2 separate regions of the Homo sapiens genome follow, and region 2 is linked to region 1. A link is an interaction called in ENCODE POLR2A ChIA-PET data of the cell type or tissue named here. Cell type or tissue: IMR-90. All regions are shown on one strand. Each heading gives the region's core, and the rest is flanking DNA. Links, peaks and the distances in the headings are about the cores only. Region 1 holds the start of LINC02577 (long intergenic non-protein coding RNA 2577). Region 2 has its middle 67 kb from the start of PRKAR2B.

Region 1 (9,870 bases), core at 850-8,849:
TGAACCCACTCCCTTAATGAGTCACTCCATTTCAGGCTCTCCTACTAGAGAACCTGACCTAAGGCACTTGCCTTGAACATTTCCAGAAATAGAGCTGTCTGCCTCACAAGGCATGCCATTCTGTTTTTGGACAGCTCTGATCATTAGAAAAGTTTTATTATTTTATTAGGATCACACTGCCTCTGTAATCTCCACACATGAGTCTATGTAGAGTAAGTCTAATCCCTTTTCCACATGACGGCCTCTCAGATATTGGGGCAGGGGGGATTCCTTCTTAAATCTACTTTATTTTTAGGCTATGAGAAAAAAGGGGGAGCTTTTTTAAAAAGTTTTTTAAAAACTATACAATAATATTCTAACTCAGAGTAATGTCTGCCTGACAACAAAATTGCATGAAGCAAATAATGAAAAGTCAGCCAGAAGAAAATCTGAAGAAGCTTATTTCAAATCCACTGGGTGCCAGGGGCAGAGAGAGGGGGTGGGGCAAAAAGACGTACCCAGCACAAGAGTGAAGAAGAGATCAAATCTCAGGAAAAGATAAATCAGACATAAACTACTCAAAACCAGACACAATGAAAGACTGCAAGGATCCCACAGAAGAGAAACCTTATAATTCTCCAGAGATGATGTCATAGAAGTAGACCTAAAAAAACTCTAGGACTCAAATGTGTATATGTCACATGCACACCGTATCCATACTTTGAAGATTTTTAGATAAGGATTGGTAAACACTGTCTCAGGATCATTGAGACTTACTGATGAGATGCATACCTGGAATACAACATTAAAAGAGCATGCATACCTTGTTCAAAAGGAAAACGTTTCCTCGAAAGGATAGGATAGGAAAATTGTATGTCAAGAATATATATATTCCAATGGAAATTTAAAATCTGAGAGTAGAAGTATTTAAAAGGGGATAAACCCGGAAAGAGATGGAAGTAGTATCTTTGAAGGACTGTAATACAGATACCCAGCACATGAAGGAAATTGGGTAAAACAATCCTAGATAGCTCTCATGAGCAGGGCAAAGTCAGAGATAACCAGGTCCATGCATGTTTGTGTCTCCACAATGTCAGATTTTTACTGATGCTATTTTAACCACAAAAGCCACAAGCTACATGGAGTTCTCAAGAAGGCAACTCTCTCCTTAGTACTTCTCGTTCACTCCGTAGTCAGAGCACACAGCTCAAGCCACTCCACAAGTCAGTCAACATTGCAAACCATATATAGTAGTATATTTCATCAACATATAAATGTTAAGATTAAACATTCCACACCAAAGTAATATTTAACATCAAGAGAAAGGGAATAGGAAAAAGGATTAATGAAGTAGTCCGAGGAAAGTGACGATGAAGACAGAAAGAATCTCCTGGTCTGTGCTCGGCGGTCCAGGAAAGGTCTTGAAAGGAAAAGTCTTTGATGTGGGCAGAGCCTTCAGCAGCAGATGCCAGGTGTTGATCACTAGTGACAGTAAGAGCATGTCAGTTAAGATGGCCGCTTTGAGCTGCTGAAGCCCTGCTCTTTTTACGACCACCAGAGGACTGATAGTGGAAGTGTGTGCTTGTTTATGCCCTTATCTGGTTGGATGCAGTCTTTATTTATTACAAATTTATTAAGCAAACATCGTATCCCTGTTGGCAAAATGTCCCGTGAAATGTAAGATGGAGTCTTTTTTTTAAGATGGAGTTACTTATGTCAAGGGTGCTCAATACAATAGCCTTTGTTGGGGCTTTATAACTTAAAATGTGCTTTCTCACATTTTCTTCAATCTCAGAGAAGACTTATCAGATGAATAATACATTATCATTATTTTATGGAAGTTATAAGTGATTAATTGACCATGCCCTGTTAAATTAAGTTTAGCCTAAAGCTGCCTCCTTACATATTTTTAAGTTGAGGCTAAAGGTTTCTCTGCACATAGTGAACTGTAACCTAACTGGATGTATCAACAGACTGTAACTTGCTCTTGTACCCATCACTGAGCTTCAGCCAATTGCAGATGGCCAACTGTTTAAACCACGTTCAAATAAGACAAACATCAAGCTGTAACAATCCAGCTGTTCCTATTCCTCACTTCTGTTTCACTTTCATTTTTCTGTTCATAAATCCTTTTCACGTGAGTCTGTCTGAATCTATTCTGGTTTGGGGATTGCCCAGTTCATGAAACATTCTTTGCTCAATTAAACTCTGTTAAATTTAGTTTGTCCAAAATTTTTCTTTTAGCAGCTGCAGATCGCCCAACTCATCGGTGGTAGGTCTAAGACTCGAGCATGGGTCTTTAAGCCTAAAGTCTATATTCTTGCCACATAGCCATGCTATCTTCTGATACATGTAGCAAAACTGCTACAGAATTGGCCACCTGGAACCAGTTAGTGGTATCCTGCTATTAACCACATGTATTGGTTACCTGATGCTGCCATAACAAATCACCACAAACTAGGTGGCTTAAAACAACAAAAAATTATTATCTCAGTGTTGGCAGCTAGTAGTCTGCAACTAAGGTGCTGGCAGGTTGATGTTTTCCTCTGACGCCTCTAGGGAACCTTCCTTGCCTCTTCCTAGCCTCTAGCAGTTGCTTGCCACCCTTGGTGCTCCCTGGCTTCTAGATGCATCACTGCAGTCTCCACCTACGATCTTCTCCCTGTCTGTGTCCCTGTGTCCCAATGCTCCTCTTTTTATAAGGATCCAGTTATATTGAATTTAGGGCCCATTCTAATCCAGTATGACCTCGTCTTAACTTGATTACATCTGCAAAGACTGTATTTTCAAATAAGGTCATATTCACAGGCTCCAGGTGAACATAAGCTGGGGAAAGGCACACATTCAACCCAGCGCACAGCAGACGGAGAGTTTGTTCTTGGTTTGGGTTACTGACAATTTTCCCTCAGCAGGTAAAGGAATACATTTAGGAAATTTTTGTCCTGGATTCCAACAAGAAAGAAGGAGGTGTCAAATGCAGAAACAAGCAAACCTTGGAATAAAATGGCCTTGATGTTTATAATAGTGAAAAAGGTAATGGTCAGACCTTCAGAAAGGGGGCTTCATAAAAAGTAAGGAAAATAATAGTGCCCAAGGGAATATGTTTAGAAGAGGAATGTAGACTCTGAAAACAGGATTACTTGAGCATTACAAAAATGATCCTGTTTAGGAGGAAAGATATGCTGTCTGGAAAGAAAATATAATAGAAATAATCTCAGATAATTGACCATAAACAAGCTTGTGCTGAAAACATAAACAGCAAGAATAGAATAATAGTCTAGGAGCACACAGTTCTCAGAGAGGAGGTAAAAGGAGGGTTAGATCTGGAGTAGTAAGACTCGAGGTTCCTATGGCTCAGAGGACGGATGGGGTGGACAGACCCAAGCATGCGATAAAAGAAAGGGAAAATTTGTTTAGAGTATTATGAGAATAAAGTCTTAAAATAAAGTAGGGGCGGAGATAAATACTAAAGACAGCAAGAAAGCTGTTTTTCTTTTTAATCTCCGTAGCCAAGAAAAGATCTGGGAAGAAAAACCTATGCTGTATCTCAGACAATATCACCTTAGGCCAAGCATGGTGGCTGACACCTGTAATCCTAATGCTTTGGGAGGCCAAGGCAGGAGGATCACTTGAGCCCAGGAGGACCTCTTGCCCACCAGCCTGGGCAACAAAGTGAGACTCCATCTCTACAAAACTTTGTAAAAAATTAGCCAGGTGTGGTAGCACACGCCTGTGTTCCCAGCTACTCGGGGCTGAGGTGGGAGGATCACTTGAGCCCAGAAAGTAAACCCTCACTAGCCATGTTCACTCCACTGCACTCCAGCCTGGGCCACAGAGCAAGACCTTGTCTCAAAAAAAAAAAAAAAAATTACAATATAACCTTAACAAATGATAACATAATCAAAGAACCATTCAATTTTCTGCTTCCTTCCATATTCTAAGAGAGATGAACATCAATTTTGAAGCAAACATTATGAAGAGAGAATTAAAACCTACAATAGAAAAAGAGATAGTAAGAGAAATCTTCACTTACTCTGAATGACTTCAAAACTTCTGTTAATACAAATTCTATCCCAAAGTATCAAAAGAGTTTGCAGATGAGATCAGAGAACTGCTCCTGAGAATCAAGGAGAATGGAAAAGGTGACTAATGGCTGGAAAATGTTTCTACTTCTAAAAATAGTGAAAGAATGAGATCTGTATGTAAACTGATGAGCCTCATGCAGACGCCAAACAAAATTCTAAAATGGATGATTTGTAGGCAAGATACAGTAAACAAATACTAACCAGTGTGAATTCACTAAGAACAAGTCATGCCAACCAGTCTCACTTCTTTTCTTAGATTTGGTTGCCTGTGTGTCAGGAGGAAGGCATGCACATGGTATGCCTTGGTTTTAGCATAGCATTTGCCAAATATCGTGATGCACACCTTTTGTTGTTAAGATGGAGGAATGAGGGCCCAGGTAACAGCAAGATGACTGGTGGTTTGCTGCATAGTTAGGCATTCAATGTCACCCAAAGAATATTGGCCAAAGACTTGACTTCCACCTTAAAAGGCAAACTCCAAGAATTTATGATTTGCTCATTTCTGTTCAATATTTTTGTCAAAAACATGAAAACCACAGAATGCATGTTTATGAATATTTCAATTTAAAAATTAGGGAGACAGAGCTAATACACGAGGAGACAATTCAAAACTATTTCTTCATATAGAAATCAGGCCCAAAACAAAGAAAATACAAATTATTTGGGATAAACATAAGGCCAAAAAAAAAGAGAGAGACAGAGAGACTAATAATACCAATAGCTTACATTTATTGAACAGTTACTATGCATTATATAGTCACATGCCATATATACATATGTTTTGAGACTGGATCTTGCTCTGTTGCCCAGGCTGGAGTGCAATGGCACAATCTTAGCTCACTGCAACCTCCCCGTCCCAGGCTCAAGCAGTCCTCCCACCTCAGCCTCCCGATAGCTAAGACTACAGGCACGTCACCATGTTTGGCTAATTTATATATATTTCATAAAGATGGGGCTTCATCATGTTGCCCAGGCATTATATTTTTTAACCTCATAACCACCACATTATCATTAGAATTATTGCTTTTAAAATTTATCAGCGAGGAAGCTAAGCCTGAGGGGCTAAGTAATTTCTGCAATTTATAGTTAGTAAGTGGCCAAGACTTAAATCCAGGTGTGCCTAAATTCAGGGCTTATGGTTTTAGCAACTTTACTAGTCTCATCAATGCAGGAATGGAGGTTACTTGGCATTAACTTATTTTGAGTTTTAATTGAAAACACCCAGATAAAAGTGTTAATATTGCACAGTAGCCACTTAATAATGCTATCTTCTTTCTTACTACAACATTGAAAATTTAGGAGAAACTTGATAGTTGAATTCAAATAATTTAAGAATTGATAAAATCTATGTAACTCAAAACAAAAAAAACTAAGATTACAGTTAAAAATTACACTGTGATATATATATATCATATATATATGATGGAATATAGGCAATGACTTATTTATGTTAAAAGATGGAAGAAACATAGATCAGTGTAGTTAAAGCCCAGTGTAGTTCAACCATATATATATGATATATATATGATGGAATATATATATATATATATCATATATACATAATGGAATTATATACATGATATATATCACATATATATGATGGAATATATATATATATATATATATATATATATATATATATATATATATATATCTCGCAGTTTCTTTATCCACTAATTGATTGATTGGCATTTGGGTTGGTTCCATGATACATATATCATATATACATGACGGAATATATATATCATATAATATATATAATATATATATCATATGATATATATATACATATATTATATATATCATATGATATATATAATACATATATTATATATATATCATATGATATATATAATACATATATTATATATATATCATATAATATATATAATACATATATTATATATATATCATATAATATATATAATACATATATTATATATATCATATAATATATATAATACATATATTATATATATATCATATAATATATATAATATATATATTATATATATATGATGGAACACTACTCAGCCATAAAAAGGAATGAATTAATGACATTCACAGCGACCTGGATGAGATTGGAAACTATTATTCTAAGTGAATTAACTCACGAATGGAAAACCAAACATGGTATGTTCTCACTTATATGCGGGAGCTAAGCTATGAGGACACAAAGACATAAGAATGATACAATGGACTTTTGGGACTTGGAGGGAAGGGTGGGAGCCTGGTGAGGGATAAAAGACTACAAATAGGGTGCAGTATATAGTGCTCAGGTGATGGGCACACCAAAATCTCACAAATCACCACTGAAGAACTTAACTCATGTAACCAAATACCACCTGTACCCCAATAACCTATAGAAAAATAAAATAAAAATGAATGACAAAAAAATTACACTGAGATAAATTTTTGTTCAATAACATGAACATTTTTCTATATTGTGGCTTTCCAACCACGGAATAAACTACCTTGCACAGGAATAAGTTCTGTATCAGCATTTCTATGAGTGGGTAGTTGAACTGAGAGGAGAAATCTCTAGGTGATTTCTCAGTCTTCTAAATCTAAGGTTCAATAAAGAAAACAGTTTAAAGGTTAAGTGGTGCAAAAAGGAATTCCTGAGAATCACTGACTCATAACTGCAAGGAAACTTGTAGTCATCAGCAACATAAGTTAAACAAGTTGTGGTCTAAAGCCTAAGTCTCCTATTTTAATTCTTTTAGGAAGGTAAGAAACCCTCGGAACACTCCACTTATTCTATTTTATTTATCCTCAGAGTGTTTATTGAAGGTACAGCAGTCATCAACATCCCCGTTTTGTTGACTGGAAAATGAAGCAATTCCACAGCCAATGAATGGCAGGGCAAGATGGGAGGTCAGTTCCTGTAGACATCTGGTAATCTTTCCATGACATTACTGTTTTCATCTCAATAGATGATCCCAAGGCTTTTTTTAAAATTAAATATATTTTTAAAGTAATTTTAATTCTCTCATTCATATATATATACACATATATGTAATTTACCACTTGTGAAACACTTAATCACATGATTTTGATCTACATCCATATGGTTCTATGCAAATTCCTTACCAGCTAGTAATTAAGAACCCTGGTTAAATGTAACACTTGTAAAAGCAGTCCTGGAATTTTGGTGCTGGCCTGGCATGGTATAATAAAGGTGCTCATTCCTGGAATGCAGGGTCAAATTCCAGCCTGGCTCTGCCACTGACAAGTCATGGGACCTTGGGCAAGTCAAGCAACCACTGTGCACCTCAATTTCTTGGTTTCTAACATTTGTGAAGGGCTTGAACTACACTGATCTATGTTTCTTCCATCTTTTAACATAAGTAAGTCATTGCCTATTGAGAACTCATGCCTATCAGTTTACTTGTGATGGTCATTTCGTCTTTCACAGCTCAAGGCATGATTTAGTTTATAATTCTATTGATTTTTAATGTTTTTCAGCCAGGTCATATCAGAAGGAACTTTGCATGCATATTTAGCCTGATTTTAGCAATATTTTTAATCTAATAAACTTAACCAAGCAGTCTTGTTGTTGTTGTTGTCGTCAAAATTTGGGGTAAAATTTCAAAAACAGGAATATAACTTTTTAACTTTTCAACTGTACTCATGCATTTTGGTTTAGCAGTATGCTTTTTTCCCCCATGAATTCAGCAATCTTAAAATATGCTATCGCACAAGATACTCATGGGGGATTTAACACCAAATTTTGTTTTGGAACCTATAGTCACTCACTGTTCCAATCTGAAAAATACATAGATGTATCTCAAGTGTATATATTGGTTACCAGCTGGTAGTTTCTCAAATATCTCCATTTCTTTCAGCTGCTTCACACTCACTACCAAGCAAAAAGGTAGGCTTCCTATGAGCAATGATATGAAATAATGTCATAGGTAAATCAAAATAATCTAGATGAAAATAAAATCAGAGTCACAATCCAATTAGTATTTAATATCTCTGTAATTGAGTGTATGCTAATAATCTTTGAACATTTAGTTTCTTAAAACAGAAAAACCAAATACAGGTACATTCATCTCATTCATTACATTTAATTTTCTACTAACAAGAATGTTCAAGTTTTACAGGGCGAGTATCCCTTATCTGAAATGCTTGGGATGAGAAGTGTTTCCAATTTTGATTTTTTCCCAGTTTTGGAATATTTGCATTATACTTACTGGTTGAGCATCCCTAATTCAAAAATCCAAAATCTGAAATGCTCCAATGAGCATTTCCTTTGAGTACCATGTTGGCACTCAAAAATTTCAAATTTTGGAGCATTTCAGGTTTCAGATTTTTTGATTAAGGATACTCAACTTGTACTATCAAACTGGGAGCTCAAACTAGGACATCATTCCAAAGAAACCTTCCAGAATGTCATGACGTCGTAATTAAATGTTTTTGTTACAGAAAGGGGTCTCAGTTCAGAACCCAAGAGAGGGTTCTTGGACCTCACGCAAGAAAGAATTCAAGGCAAGTCCATACAGTAAAGTGAAAGCAAGTTTATCAGGAAAGTAAAGGAATAAAGAATGGCTACTCCATAGGCAGAATAGCGGCATGGGCTGCTCGACTGATGATACTTTTTGTTACTTCCTGATTATATGCTAAACAAGGGGTTGATGATTCATGAGTCTCCAGGAAAGGGGTGGGCAATTCTCGGAACTGAGGGTTCCCGCCTCTGCCCCTGCCGACTTCTTAGACCATATAGGGTAACTTCCTGATGTTGCCATGGCATTTGTAAACTGTATGGCACTGGCGGGAGTGTCTTTAGCATGTTAGCGCATTATATAATTAGTGTATAATGAGCAGTGAGACGACTGGAGGTCACTTTCATCGCCATCTTGGTTTTGGTGGGTTTTGGACAGCTTCTTTACGCATGCTGTTTTATCAGCAAGGTCTTTGTGACCTGTATCTTGTGCCGACCTCCTATCTCATCCTGTGACTAGGAATGCCTTAACCTCCTGGAATGCAGCTCAGTAAGTCTCAGCCTTATTTTACCCACCCCCTATTCAAGATGGAATTGCTCTGGTTCAAAAGCCTCTGACAGGTAGAAATTCAGATGTTAGAATATTTTACCTCCTTAAAATAATTTAAAGGACCAATTACTGTATAGCTTATTTATTTGGATATTTTATATGATGTTTTCTAAACATATAGTATTTGTCAGTGTTTCCAGTGACAAGGTTTTTTGTGAAGGGATTTAGACCAGTGGGGAGCCCAAGGATATTTATTTTGCTGTCGTTCTTGAGTCACTATAAATATTTCAGTTAAGAGTAGTCATAGGAGAGCAAGCAATTGGAGCTATCTGGATTTGAAAGTACTTCAGCTTTCTTCAGCATCCATGCTATCAGTAGCTGCCTAACCTTGCCTTCTGATATTATGCAAGAATTGGACGCTTCTAGCTAACAAACCTTCACTCATGCTGGCTTTTCCCATCCTTTGATCCCTTACCTTGATGCTGCTTTATGATGCCAAAACACCTCAAAGCTTGAACTTGGATAGCATCAAAACATAAAGACAGTACTGAATCAGCTCATGAATCCTCAAAATCAAAAGTCCTTCTCCCCTGTCCGCATGTCCAGCATTTGTGACTTAGTGAATCATAGGGTGGGGAAGTGACTCACAGTCAGCCCAACAGCACTCTTTTTTTCATTAGTTGTTTCTGAAGAATTGTAAAGTTCTGAATTCAAAGCGTGCTTATAAGTTATCGAGATGGACTTTTTCTCCCCTGCAGCATGCCAGAAACTATACAATCCACCCCCTCTGAAGGAGTTTGTTCATTTAA
Region 2 (9,870 bases), core at 727-8,726, 210 kb after region 1:
GACCAGAAGAGTGTACAGTTGCAAGATTTAATAGAGAGAAAACAGAGCTCCCATGCAACGGGAGGGGACCCAAAGGGGGCTGCCCACTCCCCGCTCGAATGCCTGGGGTTTATATCTCAATCATTGTCCTGCCCCCTGTGTTCGCAGGCAATATATAATTTGACTATTTCTTTACCTCCTGCTTTTAGCCTAATTTGTAATTTAGTGAGCCCTCTTTACTACCTGATTGGTCAGGTGTGAGCTGAGTTACAAGCCGCTTGTTTAAAGGTGGGTGTGGTCACCTTCCCCAGCTAGGCTTAGGAATTCTTAGTCGGCCTAGGAAATCCAGCTAGTCCTGTCTCTGTCTCTCTGCCTTTTTCTTCCCTCTGCAATCCAAATTTTATCTAGTGTTTTTTTGTTTTTGTTTTTTGTTTTTTGTTTTAGAGAAAGTCTTGCTGTGTCGCCCAGGCTGGAATGCAGTGGCACAATCTTGGCTCACTGCAGTCTGCCTCCTGAGTTCAAGCAGTTCTCATGCCTCAGCCTCCTGAGGAGCTGGGATTACAGGTGTACACCACCACGCCTGGCTAATTTTTTGTACTTTTAGTAGAAACAGGGTTTCACCATGTTGGCCGGGCTGGTCTCAAATTCCTGGCCTCAAGTGATCTGCCTGCCATGGCCTCCCAAAGGGTTGAGATTACAGGCGTGAGCCACCCCGCCTGGCCTAAAAAGGTGATACTGATGGAAAAGATGAAATAATCTTAACAGATGATATGATGGAAAGGATTTGTTGAAGCCAGGGCTTTAAGAAGAAAACAGAGAGGAGTACATTTAGAAATTTTAAAATAAAACTCGACAAGAAAAAGAAATCTAAATATGTAGCCAGCTCAAATGCATAATTGTTTTAAGACATTTTTTAATTGTAAGAAGAGAAAATTCATTTGACCTTGAGGAAAAGAAATTGTCCTACTGATCCTGAATGTATCATTTGGACCAGTAAAGAAGTAAAGTGTTTCTAGCATGTAACTTGAGCCAGCATTTGCACAGGACTAATAACACAAAAGCTGCTTTTTTGACTTGCAAGGAAGACTGGACTGTGGTAGCAGAGCAGAATACAAATAGGTAATCTTGATCATGCAAAAAGGTAATTGACAAAAAAAAGGGGGGGTGCCATGGAAGAAGGAGGAAAGCTAGAAAAAAGAACGGGGGCACCAACATCTTTTTATTAAGCTAAGACTCAATAGAAAGTGCTTAGAGTTGATGGCACAAGAAATAGAGGCATAAATAATTCATACTCACAAAGGTAATCAATGGAAAAGCTGAAAGAAAAATATGGCACAAGATAGACATCCAGCATTGAAAGGAGTAAAGGAGAACGTCAAATATGAGAACAGTTACAACAGAAATCTTTTTTGAATGTTGATTTAGGCAGTTCAGGCTGCTATAACCAGCTACCATAGACTGGGTGCCTTAAACAACAAACATTTATCTCTCAACAGTTTTGGAGGCTGGGAAGTACAAGATCAAGGTGCTCGTAGATCCCATATCTGATGACATCCTTCTTCTGGATTTGAAGAGGGCCATCTAATCATGGCGAAGGGAAAGAGAGGGAAAGCAAGCTGTCTCATGTCTCTTCTTGTAAGAGCATGAATCCCATCATGAGAGCTCCACCCCCACAAATTAATCACCTCCCAAAGGCCCCATCTCCAAACAGCATCCCACTGGGGATTAGGGTTTCAACATAGGAATTTTGGAAGAATACAAATATTTGGTCCATACCATTGACTGTGGAAAATAGATCTGAGGCTAGACAGAGGTGGGAAGAATTTTTTTTTTTTTTTTTTTTTTTTTTTTTGAGACAGAGTCTCACTCTGTTGCCCAGGCTGGAGTGCAGTGGCACGATCTCGGTTCACTGCAAACTCCGCCTCCTGAGTTCAAGCAATTCTCGTGCCTCAAGTAGCTGGGATTACAGGCACGTGCTACCACGTCCAGATAATTTTTTTGTATTTTTAGTAAAGATGGGGTTTCACCATGTTGGCCAGGCTGGTCTCAAACTCCTGACCTCAGGTGATCCGCCCACCTCGGACTCCCAAAGTGCTGGGATTACAGGCATGAGCCATTGCGCCCTGCCTATTATTTTTAATTAAAAACTCCTCTATGTTCTTTGATTTGTTTTCTTGAATATATACTTTTTTGACTAAAAAATTGTAAGATGTATTTCAGAAATCATCTCTTCTGTAAAACCTTCTCTGATGTCCCCTCCCCTGCTCCCACCAGCAGCACAGGGCACTTGCTTTTTTAAATTAATTAATTAATTTATTTATTTATTTATTTATTTATTTTGGAGACAGAGTCTCGCTCTGTTGCCCAGGCTGGAGTGCAGTGGCACCATCTCTCAACCTCCGCCTCACGAGCTCAAGTGGTTCTCCTGCCTCAGCCTCCCGAGTAGCTGGGACTACAGACGCCCACCATGGCGCCCGGCTAATTTTTGTATTTTTAGTAGAGATGGGGTTTCACCATGTTGGCCAGGCTGGTCATGAACTCCTCACCTCAGGTGATCCGCCCACCTCGGCCTCCCAAAGTGCTGGGATTACAGGCGTAAGTCACCATGCCTGGCTGAGCAGGGCACTTTCATTTATGCCCTAGTTGTACTTATATCAGATGCTATGGACTGAATTTTGTCCCACTCACCCCATGCCCAGATTCATATGTTGAAGCTCTAATACTCACTTCCATGCGACTGTATTGGAGATAGCCTTCGGGGAGTTGGGGGTGGATTAAGGTTAAATGAGGGCATAAGGGTAGAGCCCTGATCTGTTAGAACTGGTGCCCTTATAAGAAGAGGAAGAGACACCAGAACTGTCTCTCTACCATGTGAGGACACAGCGAGATGGTGGGTGTCTGCCAGCCAGAAAGAGAGCCCTCACCAGAACCTGACAATGCTGGCACTGTGATCTCAGACTTCTCAAAACTCTGAGAAAATTAATTTCTACTGTTTAAGAAATACCCAGTCTATGATATTTTGTTATGGTGGCCTGAGCCAACTAATGCACCAGGTTCTACTGCCATGATTTAATATATCTATCTCCCCTTCTAGATTCTAGACTCCTTGAGAGCAAAGGCCCATATTAATATTAATAGAACTGCCATATAGTGAGGGCCAACTATGTGTCAGACACTGCACTAGGCTCTCACAACTATCTTGGGTGACAGAGCGAGACTCCGTCTCAAAAAAAAAAAAAAAATCCTAAAACTTCTTAATGTCAGAACTATTATCCTCACTTTACAGGTAAGAAACTAAGGCCATAGAAGGAGGCCTTTTTTTCTTACAGGTAAGGAAAAAAAAGGGCCATGGAAGGAGGAGGAAAGCTTAAAAAAAATGGGAGCACCAACATCTTTTTATTAAGCTGAGACTTAATAGGTAATGCTGAAAATTGATGGCACAAGAAACAGAGGCATAAATAAGAGGAGAAATTGTGTGATTTGTCTAAGTTCATTAAAATCCATTCATACCTGCCTCCACAACACCATACTGCCCTCCTTATTATCTGTATTTTCTTGCCTCCTAGCAATTCACACACAGCGGTTTTCAGAATTTGTTTGTTAATTTTCTGAATAAGTGGAATCCCTATCTCAGAAAGGGAAAAGGATGCTGTTTCTCTTTACAGTAATGAAATTCCTGAACTAACATTTTTGAACACTCTTCACCTCCCACGATAATAAAGTTTTAAATCCCTCTTTTAGACAGGCCTAACCACATAATTTGTGGATCTCAGTGCAAAATGAAATTGCAGGACTTACAGTTCAAAAATTCTTAAGAATTTCAAGATGGCAGCAACAGAGCGTTAAACCAAGCCCAGGACCTTCACAGGCATAGGCTGCATGCCCAAGAAGCCAGCCCTCCCCACCATGACATTTCCTCCATGCAACTCTCAGTCTCTAATCATTACATATGACATTGTTATTTCAGGTGGGATGAGAGACAGTGTGGCTGGGAGTGCATCACACACCTATTTTTCCTTTGTTTCTCTGTTTCCTAGAAATGATCCATTAGCCAGATCAAGAACTAACACTTGAGAGAGAATTCTCAACAGACACACCGAGTTGTGTTCCTAAACAACAAAAGCATTCGTGGAATGTGCAAAGGAGGCTGAGTGCCTATGATCCAAGTTTTGCTCCAGAAAGGGAAAACACATAAAACTCCACATAAATGTATCATAAAATGAGAAGATATCGTGATCATAGGAGATTAAAACACTTGGCCCATTGCCTTGCAATCAAAGTAATCTTTGAATACATTCAAGAGTTAGCACCAACATTGCCAACCCTAGTAGAATTGTTCCATAAGGAATGCTGCATTCTTAGCTAGTGGCTATGAAACTTTAAACCAAGAATTGTAAATCCAGTGCCCTTAGGAGCCAGACAGGTACTGTACATGAGTGAGGTCGGACACGTGGGGACTTGGGCAACTGGAGAGCACATCTGGCTCTCTAGGTGCAGCTCTTCCCCTAGTCCAGTCCGTCTGATTTTTTTTTTTTTTTTTTTTGAGACAGCTTCTCACGCTGTTGCCCAGGCCAGAACACAATGGGATGATCAAGCCATCCCCCCACCCCAGCCTCCGAAGTAGCTGCAACTACAGGCATGAGCCACCATGCCCGACTAAATTTTATTTTTTGTAGAGATGAGCTTTCACTATGTTGCCCAGGCTGGTCTTGAACTCCTGGACTCAAGTGATCCACCCACCTTGGCCTCCCAAAGTGCTGGGGTTACATGCACGAGACACCACGCCCAGAATCTATTCATAGGAGTGTGGGCCCGTGTGATCAGATCTCCTGAATTTTCAAGAAAATTTTAAAAATGGATATATCTCAAGTTGCAAATGTTAGTAACTCATTTTAATAATGAACCAAATCTGTTCTGGTCAAATAAAAGTTGTCTGGGGGGTTGGTAATGGTCATGTGCCCTTAGTTTAAGCTCTAAGTGACTAAGAAAACCCTCATTTTATCATACAGCTTCCTAAGAAAACTAAGTTTGGAGTCTGGGTGTGGTGGCTCACGCCTGTAATCCCAGCACTTTGAGAGGCTGAGGTGGGTGGATCACAAGGTCAGGAGTTCGAGACCAGCCTGGCCAACATAGTGAAACCCCATCTCTACTACAAATACAAAAATTAGCCAGGTGCAGTGGTATGCACCTGTAGTCCCAGCTACTTGGGAGACTGAGGCAGAAGAATCGCTTGAACCCAGGAGGTAGAGGTTGTGGTAAGCCGAGATCGCACCACTGCCCTCCAGTCTGGTCAACAGAGCAAGACTTTGTCTCAAAAAAAAAGAAAGAAAGAAAAGAAAAATATGTTTGGGACAAGAGCCCCATACACAAATTCGTCACAAGAATGCTCAGGTGGCCAGGACATTTGAGTTGGGAAGGACAAAGATTCTAAGGCATTGGTTCTCAAATCCACCACTCCAGGAGACATTTTTGGTTGTCACAAGTGGGAGGAGGATTAAAATGTTAGTGGCATCTCGTGGGGAGAGGCTACGGGTGCTGTTAAACATCCTGCAATGCAGACAACAGCCCTCACAACAAATATCATCCAACCATAATGGCAATAGTGCTGAGGTTGAGAAACTCTGCCCTAAGGTAATGATTTGTCTTCAGAATGCAGTCCTCAGGCCACAGATTAATGCAGATCCTTGATACCCAACCCAGCCTGCTGAATCATATACTCTGTAGGTAACACTAGATGTGTGCATTTTAGAACTCTTCCCAGGTGATGTAAATGCATGCTGAAATTTGAGAGCCATTGAACTGAAACATCAGAATTGAAGGAACTCATTTATATCTACAGAACATCCATTGTGTGTTTAGCAAGGATGCATGTTCAATGATAACAGAGAGAACTTTTACTTTTAAGCTGCAAAATACCGCACAGCCAAAGCAATGGTATCAGAATAGTCCGCCCACAGTCACAGCCTGTTCCAAAAAGATAGGGGGAGTTAGAAAGCAGAAAAACTGTCACCACGTCTTTAGCCTCCGAGTACAGAAAGTCATGTCTTAGACTGCTGATGGCATTTTTAAAAGTTTATCAACATGAAAACCAAAACAGCTACGAAAAATCACAATTTTAAAGGCAACCTATATTCCTCAATGTTGGAAATCCAGGCATTTGTAATTAACATACATAAAATTAAAGAGAATACATTATAGATATCCTTACTACGACCTTTAGTACACCTCATAGCAATTGGAAATTAGTTTAAGCTATATAAAGTCACCTGTTGTGCCAGTTTATTTTGTTATTTTTCATTAGCACCAAAAATATATATTTTAAAGGGAACACGGCCTGGAGCCCTCCCTCCTTTGTGGAGTGTATTAGAAGCTTCTTTTCTCCAGAATTGCTGTTACTCTTGTCTTTCCCTTTGCTGTGTGAAGTCACCACCAGAATGGGCAGCCATTACTGACGGAAGTGTGTCTGACCCCTGGAAAGATCTGAATGCATAGTGGGCCATTGTCCCTAGTGGACGTGAATGGAAAACTCACCCCAGAAGCATCAGCTTAGATAAGTGAGATTTTTTTCCCAGAGCCGATGCAATAAGAATTTCCAGGCTGTAAACCCAGGCAGGTCTGAGAGATGTAGCTTTCTGGGTAGTAAAATCATAGCCTTGTATGCTAGTGTATGTTTTTTTCTGATTTGGAGCATAAAAGGCATCTTTGCAGGGCTAGCAAGGTCATGGAACTCCAGAAAGGCCTCCCTAAAATAAAAGGGAGGCAACGGGGAGCCTTGCCATGCTTCCGTGAACTTATCTTGTTTATATCCTTTTTACTGGTTTTTTTTTTTTTTCCACTGCTTTAGGAGAAAGCCAAAGTAAAACCAGTTACGTCTAGGACACATTGTCATGATTGCCTGTGGCCTGGCTCAGAGTGGGGAAAAGTTTGAGAAATATTGCTTAACCTGGCTGCCGGGGTCATAGGGACCTCTCAGAAGCAGCTTTATTCCCACATGTCCACAGGGGAGCTAAAGCAATCAAAGGCCCCAGGACAGAAGCGACAACCCTCAGGGCCTCTCCCTCCCCTCCCCTCCCAGCATCACCCTTACCGTGTCCTTGGTAATCACAAAGGGTCAGCCAGCCCTGTGTTAGTCCTTGGGACTAGCGTATCCCTCATATCTTCCAAGGCTCTCTACCTCCCTCCCTAAAGATAGAGATTTAGAGCTCGTTCTGCCCAGCTATTTCAAATAGAGGAGGCTGATGTGATAAAACTCACTAATGTGTAAAAAACGTAATGTGTTCCTTCCTTCCAGAAAGTATTTACATTTTAGAAGATGTTAAGAGAGGCAATACTCAATCCAAAGCAATTAATCTCTAAAGGTTAATAGGGATTTTTTTTCTTTCAAATGAAGCAGATCTTAAACCCCTCCAATCATCTTGTGTAGTCAGGCTGCAAACCATTGAGAGAGGGGAGGGGAGGCTTATCAGATCTTGTAAATGCAGGTCAGCTGCTGAGTGGCCAGTTCTTCATCTTTCAGATCCATCAAGAAATGGAGATGCCCTTGCCCTAATTTCTGTTAGAAAACAGAAAAGTTGGATAGCATTCTACCTGGATCCTGTGGCATAAATTCCATTATCTTCAAAAACAACAATGGCAAATTCCCAAAGAGGGTACACACTGAACTGAAAAAGCACTCCGTCATTTCCCATTGCCTTTGCAGGGAATGAGGGGAAGTAGGAGACATTGTATCTCACTCAGCCTCTAGCTGAATCAACTGGCTCTTCGGTAAAGCTGAACTGCTCCTACACAGATATCACAGATATCAGTGGTCTCATTAACTAATTGTACCTCTACTAATAATAACGATGGTTTTAAAGCAGGCTGTTACATAAGGAAAAGGTTTTTCGTTATAATAAATATCAAGTCACAGGTCTGAGAAATGTGGCAAAGTCTTTTCAAAATCACAAAGAAAAGGGACATCAGTGGGAAAAAGCTGATGTCCCTTCAGAGTGGAACCGTGGCTGAAATGGTTCAGCCATGGTTCAGCCTCTCCTGCTCCACCTGGCATTTCCTGCCCTTCAGTTTGCATAGTTCCAGCCAAGATAGGGAAAGGTAGGTTGAACATCCTTAACAGTTGTAGAGGCTCAACAGAGAAGAATCTGGGGTGGCTGGGAGTAGTGAATCAATGACAAATTTTAATCTGGAGCCCGATGACTCATAAGAAAATTTAGCCATTGTGATATTGTTTGGATCTGTGTCCCCATCCAAATCTCATGTTGAATTGTAATCCCCAATGTTGGAAGTAGGGCCTGGTGGGAGGTGATTGGATCATGGGGGCAGATTTCTCACGAATGGTTTAGCACTATCCCCCTTGGTACTGTCCTCTCTATAGTGAGTGAGTTCTCCTGAGATCTGGTCATTTAAAACTGGGTAGCACCTCCCCCCAGCACTCCCTCTTGCTCCTGCTTTTGCTGTGTGACACACCTGCTCCCCCTGCACCTTCTGCCATGATTGTAAGCTTCCTGAGGCCTCCCCAAAAGACAAGCAAAGGTTGGCGCCAGCTTCCTATAAAGCCTGCAGAACCATGAACCAATTAAACCTCTTGTCTTCCTCAATTACCCAGCCTCAGGTATTTCTTTTGTGGGTGTTGTTGTTGTTGTTGTTTGAGACAGAGTATCGCTCTGTCACCCAGGCTGGAGTGCAGTGGCGCAATCTTGGCCCACTGCAATCTCTGCCTCCCAGGTTCAAGCGATTCTCCTGCCTGAGCCTCCCGAGTAGCTGGAAATATAGGCGCATGCCACCATGTCCGGCTAATTTTTTGTATTTTTAGCAGAGATGGGGTTTCACCATGTTAGCCAGGATGGTCTCGATTTCCTGACCTCCTGATCTGCCCGCCTCGGCCTCCCAAAGTGAGGTTTTTTTTTTGTTTTTTTTTTTTTTTTTGAGACAGAGTCTTGCTCTGTTGCCCAGGCTCGAGTGCAGCTGCACGATCTGGGCTCACTGCAAGCTCTGCCTCCCGGGTTGATGCCATTCTCCTGCCTCACCCTCCTGAGTAGCAGGGACTGCAGGTGCCCACCACTATGTCCGGCTAATTTTTTTGTATTTTTAGTAGAGATGGGGTTTCACCGTGTTAGCCAGGATGGTCTCGATCTCCTGACCTCGTGATCCGCCCATCTCGGCCTTCCAAAGTGCTGGGATTACAGGCGTGAGCCACCGCGCCCAAAGTGAGGTATTTCTTTATGCAATGCAAGAACGGCCTAGTACACCATGAGATATAGAATGAGTGCCATGTCTGCCATTAGGGAAACAGGTATAGAGAAAGGACTATTTTAGAAATAAAGAGATGTAGAGTTGTGTCCCAGCTCTATCACTAATTTGCCACTGTCTGAAAGGTAAGCTGTATGTGAGCAGGAATTTTTTTTGTCTCTTTTATCACTGCTGTACACCCCGCACCGGAACAATGTGCGGCACATATTAGACACTCAATACATGTTTGCCAAATGAATACGTGAATGATTGTAGTCTTGGACAAGTCAAATGGCCCTTAGGGACTATTTGTTCATTGATTATTTTCCCACCTGCGTCACAGCATGGCTGCTGTCTTGGAAAGCGTAAACTGCTCATGAGTGGCAGGTGTGAAGAAGAGAGGCTGACGGAGTGAACGGTGGTGAGGCACAGGAGGAAAGTTGCAAGGTGTGAGGCGTGGACGGGGAAGTTGGGTAGCAGGTGGGCTGGGCAGAAGGTGAACGATGGTGGAAGCTAGCTATCAGCAGAGATATTCAGAAGCTGGAAGAAAAAAGGAGGGTTGTAAGCACAACAGCGGCAGCAGCTGGCCAGTGGGAGTTTGTTTAAACAGAGTAGAAAAATTATTTAAGCCTCATTATTTTCTTCTGACTTCGGCCAAGGGGGTAA

Evidence for each region. Peaks named below come from ENCODE experiments on the same cell type or tissue, not always from the same donor. Only the 100,000 strongest peaks of a DNase experiment are listed, where the experiment ranks them.
Region 2: POLR2A ChIA-PET joins it to region 1 with 13 read pairs; 2 of 35 experiments call an interaction of 5 or more read pairs at or near these places.

What each region holds. Positions count from the first base shown.
Region 1 is chr7:106,766,140-106,776,009 of GRCh38, forward strand. LINC02577 (long intergenic non-protein coding RNA 2577) reads left to right here and starts at 8,879. Exons shown (of 5, transcript NR_170304.1): 1 at 8,879-9,061. RefSeq lists enhancers at 8,544-8,838, 8,950-9,870. In IMR-90, for the core only: no CTCF peak of the experiment used is centred there; DNase peaks (open chromatin) are centred at 2,042, 4,232 and 6,712; H3K4me3 peaks cover 406 bases; H3K27ac peaks cover 3,889 bases.
Region 2 is chr7:106,972,837-106,982,706 of GRCh38, forward strand. No RefSeq gene overlaps it. Among named protein-coding and RNA genes, the nearest start is that of PRKAR2B, 67 kb to the right of the region's middle. RefSeq lists cis regulatory regions at 5,478-6,149, 6,321-6,634, 6,846-7,245. In IMR-90, for the core only: no CTCF peak of the experiment used is centred there; no DNase peak of the experiment used is centred there.